2 separate regions of the Homo sapiens genome follow, and region 2 is linked to region 1. Evidence: chromatin contacts called from ENCODE Hi-C or POLR2A ChIA-PET data. All regions are on one chromosome and are shown on one strand. Each heading gives the region's core, a stretch centred on a gene start or an enhancer-like site at or near the end of the contact. The rest is flanking DNA. Distances are from core to core; before and after follow the strand shown.

Evidence for each region. Hi-C counts contacts between places; a loop is a spot of excess contacts on that map. ChIA-PET counts read pairs that join two places held with the same protein, here RNA polymerase II (POLR2A). Pooled maps may share reads with other maps.
Region 2: a pooled map shows a loop between it and region 1 (2.5-fold over the local background). The contact joins the promoter of POLR2C here to the promoter of CPNE2 in region 1. A Hi-C loop is called at or near these places in 1 of 168 maps with a recorded cell type or tissue (CD4-positive, alpha-beta T cell) and 4 of 50 pooled maps. POLR2A ChIA-PET finds 5 or more read pairs at or near these places in 3 of 52 experiments (WTC11, activated B cell and activated CD4-positive, alpha-beta T cell).

Annotation. Positions count from the first base shown.
Region 1 is chr16:57,091,180-57,093,903 of GRCh38, reverse strand. It overlaps CPNE2 (copine 2), which reads right to left and starts at 1,321. Exons shown (of 16, transcript NM_152727.6): 1 at 1,114-1,321. RefSeq lists silencers at 830-1,239, 1,300-1,349, 1,460-1,709, 1,730-1,799.
Region 2 is chr16:57,461,394-57,464,506 of GRCh38, reverse strand. It overlaps POLR2C (RNA polymerase II subunit C), which reads right to left and starts at 1,828. Exons shown (of 9, transcript NM_032940.3): 1 at 1,697-1,828; 2 at 1,429-1,478. The coding sequence starts at 1,782. RefSeq lists an enhancer at 1,676-1,970.

The sequences.
Region 1 (2,724 bases), core at 72-2,571:
CATCAGGGCAGGCTGCAGCTGCCAGGGATTACAATCTGCGCACACCGCCTGTTTCCTGAAAACCATGGGCTCCCTGCAGTCCGTGAAGCTGTGGATGCCCAAGGGGCAGAAAAAGCCCCCCAACCTTTGATGACAGCACACACCTCTAAGGGAGCAAAAAACTAAGGCAGACAAAAAAAAGGGCGTTTTGTCTGGAAGATCATTCTTCCAGACCCCTTGTCCCTTCCCCCAGTACATATGGGGCAGGGGATTCAGATGCAAGATGAACACCCTATTAGCTACCAGAGCCAGCAGCATCTGTGACCTTGGGCAAATCACAGCCCCCTTTGAAGCAGCCCCTTCCCCATAGGAGAGCTTCTTGAACTCGGGGGGACGTGGAGCGAGGCTGGGGGATGGGGTGGGAAGAGCAGGGAAGAGGGTGTAAGACCCCTCTATTTTCAGAGGAGCATCGCTGTGAGAAACGGGGAATAAGAGAGGGCCTTGTTCGCCCGCTCTCTCCATGCCCACCCCCACACCCCCTTTAAACACACAGGTGCCAGACAGCTTTTTCGCAAAAACTAGTTTGCAAACACACTCCGACTTCTGGGAAGCTGCCCAGCTCCACTCCCCCTCTGCGCTCCCAGTACCGGGGCTGGGAGCCGGCCCTCCGGCAGTTGCCTGGGGCAGGGGGTGGGTGTTGAGGGGTGGGAGGAGGGCAGAGGGGAGCGGAGAGGAGCCAGCGCCCGCCGAGAGCCAGGGCGACCTCACGCCTTCAGCAGCTGCGGCAGCGGCGGGTCTCCACCTCCCGTACGCCCTCCAAGCCCCTCGGGGCGGGTGGAAGGGTCCCCAAAGCAGCTGGGCTCGGACCCCCGAGGGCGCCCCCCTCCCCAGGGACCCCGCCCGCCCTTCCCCGCAGTCCGGGAGCCGGCGGGGCGCCCCCGCGTGGCCGGGTCGGAGCTGAGTCACCGAAGCGCCGGAGTCCGGGTTCGCGCTGGCGGCGGGGGCTAGAGCGCCGCAGCCCCCCGAGGCGGAACCCGGGTTCCTTCGGACCCGCAGCTGGATCAAAGAGCCCAGCCCCAAGGCCGAAGTTGGGCACTCACGCCAAGCTGCCCCGCCTGCCCGGGCCCCACTCACCGCAGGTCCCGCGGGCGCCACCGCCCTCACCGCACGGCTGCCGCTGCCCGCGCTCCGAGCCGCCCGGGCATCCCCGGGAGCTGCTCCTGCTCGGCCGGGCCCGCGGGCGCGGGACAGGCTCAGGGCGCTGCCCGCGCGGCCACGGCCCGCTCGCGTGCGCTCCCAGCCGCTCGGGGTCCGGTCCTCCTCCCGGGCCGGGCGGGCGGGCGGCGGCGGCGGCGGCGGCTCGGGCTCCTCCCTCCGGCCGAGGAGGGGAGTGGGGAGGGAAGTGGGAGGCGAGGCGGGAGCTTCCTGGAGGGGCGCGCGCTCTCCCACGGGAGGAGCGGGGGCGCTGTCCCGCCCGCAGTCCGCCGCTCCCAGCCCGCGCCCGGCGCGCCGCGGCACTCGGGGCGCCTGGCACCGAGGGGGCCCGAACGTTCGGGCCGAACGCGAGGGTCCGAAGGTTCCAGGCTGGGACTCAGGTGGCTGAGGATCGGAACAACGCGGCTTCGCGCCCTCCCCAGGCCTGCTTTGCCCGAGCCTCTGGCACCTCCGAGTTCCGAGCGCCGTGCGCTCAGGGCCACCGACGCGGGAACAGAGGGGTGGCCTCAGCCCGGGCCTGCGGGGCCCCAGGGCCGCTTGGACCCCCAGCGCCGATGGGAGCGGCGCTGCGCCCTCGGGGCAACACCCAAGGCTGGGTTCTGGGTTGTATTGGGCAGGATTAGGGCCGCAGTGTTTTCTTCCCTTTTTTTTTTCAATAGCAAAAGAGCTCGGCATTTTCTTGCCGCCAGAGATTGGAAATATGACATATTTCTCTGACACAGACGATAAGATAAAGACGGATCCGAACTGGGCCTGGGTCTACTCATCCGTGCGGAAAATTAGGCGAGTCTTTAAGGCCTTGGAGCCCAGGCCTCCTTTTCCCTAGAAGAGGCACCAATTCTTAGGACACTTGTCTGTCGCTGGGCGCTCAAGCCTTTGGCCACTCCGCGGTATTTAGGTGCTCTCTGGGCAAGTTCACCACCGGGCATCAGAAGGCTGAGCCTCACGTAACCAGATTCTGGGGGGCGGGGCTTTCCCGGGGATCTCAAGGCCATGTCCACAGCCCTTGGCCCTGGGGCTCAAGGACTGGGCAGCTGAGGGTTAATGCCGAGTGCTTCCATTGTGGCTTTTCGATTCCAGGCAGGTGAGGGTTAATGTGGGAGCCTCGCGCGCTGCAGCCTGTGAGCCTCCCTCCACGTCTGAGTCACTGGCACTTTGCAGCCTTACAGGGGCCGAGACTAAACAGCCCCCGGGGCTCTGAGCTTTGTTCTCTGCCTGCCTGTCACCCATCCATCTTTCCTTTCTCCAAGCTCTCTTCACCTTTCTTCCACCGAAGCCAATCAAAGCCCTCTGCCCCGCTCTGGGGCAAACCAACCTATCAACCCAACTCCAGCCCCGCTTCCTCCAGGAAGACTTTCCTGATTGCTCTGGCCTCAGAATCTGTCTCTTGTCTTTCCAGCAGCAGGAGAGCCAGGCACTGGGATGGACAGTGGTGAACCAAAGCAGATAGTCTCTCTCAAGTTGCTCACCTGTGGGGGCCAAGATCAGGACCCAGGCCATCATATCACCATATGAAATGTGCAAAGATTG
Region 2 (3,113 bases), core at 579-3,078, 370 kb before region 1:
GTATTTCATACAAGTATAATCAATGCATTAAGCACCTGGAGCAGAGTGGCTGGAACCAGACCAGAAATTGATCTTCCCTCCTCTAAGAGCCAAGTGCACCACAGCTATGCTTCTCCTGAACTACTGATCAAAATCTACCTTGCTTTAGTGTTGTCTGTGGATTCATCTCTCCCCTACAACCTCACTGTGGACTCCATGAGGGCAAAAACCCTGTTCTCTACAGCTTTGCATTCCCAGAGCTTACCACCATGCCTGCCACTTTCATGCTCCATAAATGCTGTTGAAGGAATAGATTAATAAAAAAGCCATCTACCAGCACTGAGCACTCACTAAACACAAAGCACTTATATGGATTACCTCACTTAATCCTTAACATTACCCTGATAAGGATCATTAGTGGCCGAATGTTACAGATGAGGAAACTGCAGCACACAGAAGTTTAATAACTTGCCCAAGTTTCACAAAAGCAGTAAGTGATGCAGCCATAAGAACGAACGAAATCATGTCCTCTGCAGCAACATGGACGTGGCTGGAAGCCACTATCTTCTTTTTTATTTTCTTTTGTTTGAGAAGGAGTCTCACTCTATTGCCCAGGCCAGAGTGCAGTGGCATGATCTCGGCTCACTGCAACCTCCACCTTCTGGGTTCAATCAATTCTGCCTCAGCCTCCCCAGTAGCTGGGATTACAGGTGGGAGCCACCACACCTGGCTAATTTTTGCATTTTTAGTAGAGGCGGGCTTTCCCCATGTTGGCCAGGCTGGTCTCAAACTCCTGGCCTCAGGTGTTCCTCAGTCTTGGCCTCCCAAAGTGCTGGAATTACAGGCGCGAGCGCGGCCTGGAAGCCATTATCCTAAGAGAATTAACACAGGAACAGAAAACCAAACACCGCATGGGAGCTAAAACTGGGTACGCACGGACATAAAGATGACAATAAACACACTGGTGACTACTAGAGCTGGAAGGGAGGCAGTGGGGCTAGGGGTGAAAAACTACCTATTGCGTACTATGCTCACTACCTGGGTGAAAGGATCATTTATACCCCAAATCTCAGCATCACGCACTATACCCAGGCAACAAACCTGCACCAATGTACCCCTTGACTCCAAAATAAAAGTTGAAAACATTTTAAAAACTTTTGTAACAATAGTAGTGAAAACAGTATTTGAACCCAAGTCTGCACACTGCTAAACCCATGCTTCTCAGCAATGCATACCCAGGACAAGGGTGGACCTAAGTGGCCCGTGGGCGCCAGGGAGGCGGCCACTGAGCCAAGGGCACAGGGTATGGTCAAGTCTCCAGCAATGCACTTTTCTCAGCACTACCACCCTCAGCCCGAACCAAGGACTGGAAGGAGCCCCAAAGAGTGTGTGGGTGGAGAGCGGGGCAGGAACCCGTGGGCGCGGGAACGAGGAAGGGGAGTCGCTTACCTATTATGGGAACCTCAGCGATGAAGACCCTCCGAATCGAATTGGCCACCCTGAAAGATCAAAAGCCAAGGGGCGTGAAGGCGCTGCAGCCTCGACAGGCTGGGCCCGCGCCGCAGGCTCCCAAAGCTAAAGCCCTGGTGCAGGGGGGCAGCTCTGGAAGGACATCGCCCCCACCCCACCCCACTACACCCCCGCCCCCTGCCCCGGGGCCCCGGCTTGGGCCTCCCGGCGCCCCAGAGCCGCCAGCCTCTTCCCTCGGTAGCCTTACGCCAGGTCGGTGTTCTCGATGATGAACTTGACATTCTCGTCAGTGAGCTCCGTGATCCGCACGGTAGGCTGGTTGGCGTACGGCATCTCGCCCAGGGGCCACCAGCCTCCGCGTCTGCTCCGCGGTGACTGCGCGGCGCCACCGCCAACACCGGAAGTCAGTCAGCGAGGCCTCCGCGGCTTCCGCAAAGACGACTCACAGCGCCGCCTGCTGCTCGGAGGCCAGAACTGCCGAGCGTCTTCTGCGGCCTCCTGCTTTAAAATGTACCAGATTCAGCTATCTCGGAGGGTAGTTTGGCAAAACACGCATACGTCCTTCACTTAACAGTAACACTTCTAAGAATTCATACTGCAGAAACACTTGCAGTTGTAAACAAAGATACGAGTGCAGGGACGTTCGTGGTAGTACTGTTTGTACTGTCCATTGATAAGAGACCTGGTGGAGTATACACACATGGAATACTATGAAGCACTTAAAAAGAACTTGTACATCTATAGAAAAACAAAAGTATATTTTAATATGAATGTATATTTTAGCAAAGTATACCTGAATTATAAGTAAATACCCTTTCCCTTGCAGTCTCAAGTATGGACCATGCACTTCTGAAAACTTCAGGAAAAGATACAATGTTCTTTAACCTAATGCTTCCTCTACAGTCTGTGTAGCTGTGGTGGGTGAGTGGGAACTCTTTGTCTCTGCATCCCCAGTGCCTGGCAGTGGGCACCATGTGGGGTGCATGCTCAACAAAGAACTACTGAAGTCCCCTAAACAGACTGGAGAGAGGTTTAAATGGGCCTCAAAAAAAGTGGCTGCTGCTCCAACAGAGAAAAGCTCTAAAATAGAACGTGGCAGGAAATACATTTAAGAGTTGGGAGAAGAGTAACCAGATAAAGAGGAGTTTGCCTTTGCAAAGAGTGACACCTCTTCCTGAAACAGAGGGTGGGCACTGATGGAACCCTGCTCCATAACCTGTGTCATCTTGGTAAATTAAGAATTATGGTTGTCTGCTGAGTGTAAGATGGATGCTATGAAGGAAAAAGGAGAATGCAATGAAAACTGGAACAGCTACTGCGAAAACTTCACAGGATGTCAAGAGATACAAGGAATTGAGAGGTGCAAAAAAGATCCAGTGGAAGACCCACAAGAGATCTGAAATTCAATTAGTTGCTGACTTTCCCCCATTAATATTCAGCTGACAGGCAGAAGAGAGCAAAGCAGAAAACAGAGCTAACCAGACGTGCAAAGGGAACCCAGCCAGTGTAGAGGCTGAGAAAATTACTGGGGCTAAAGAATGTACCACTAAAATCGTCAGACAAGAGCAGCCAAGGGAGCTGATGGTCTGTGGGAAGGCTTCTGTTACCCGTATTTTACTGATGGGAAGACTTGAGCCCAGAGACGCAGAGGTACTATAATTACC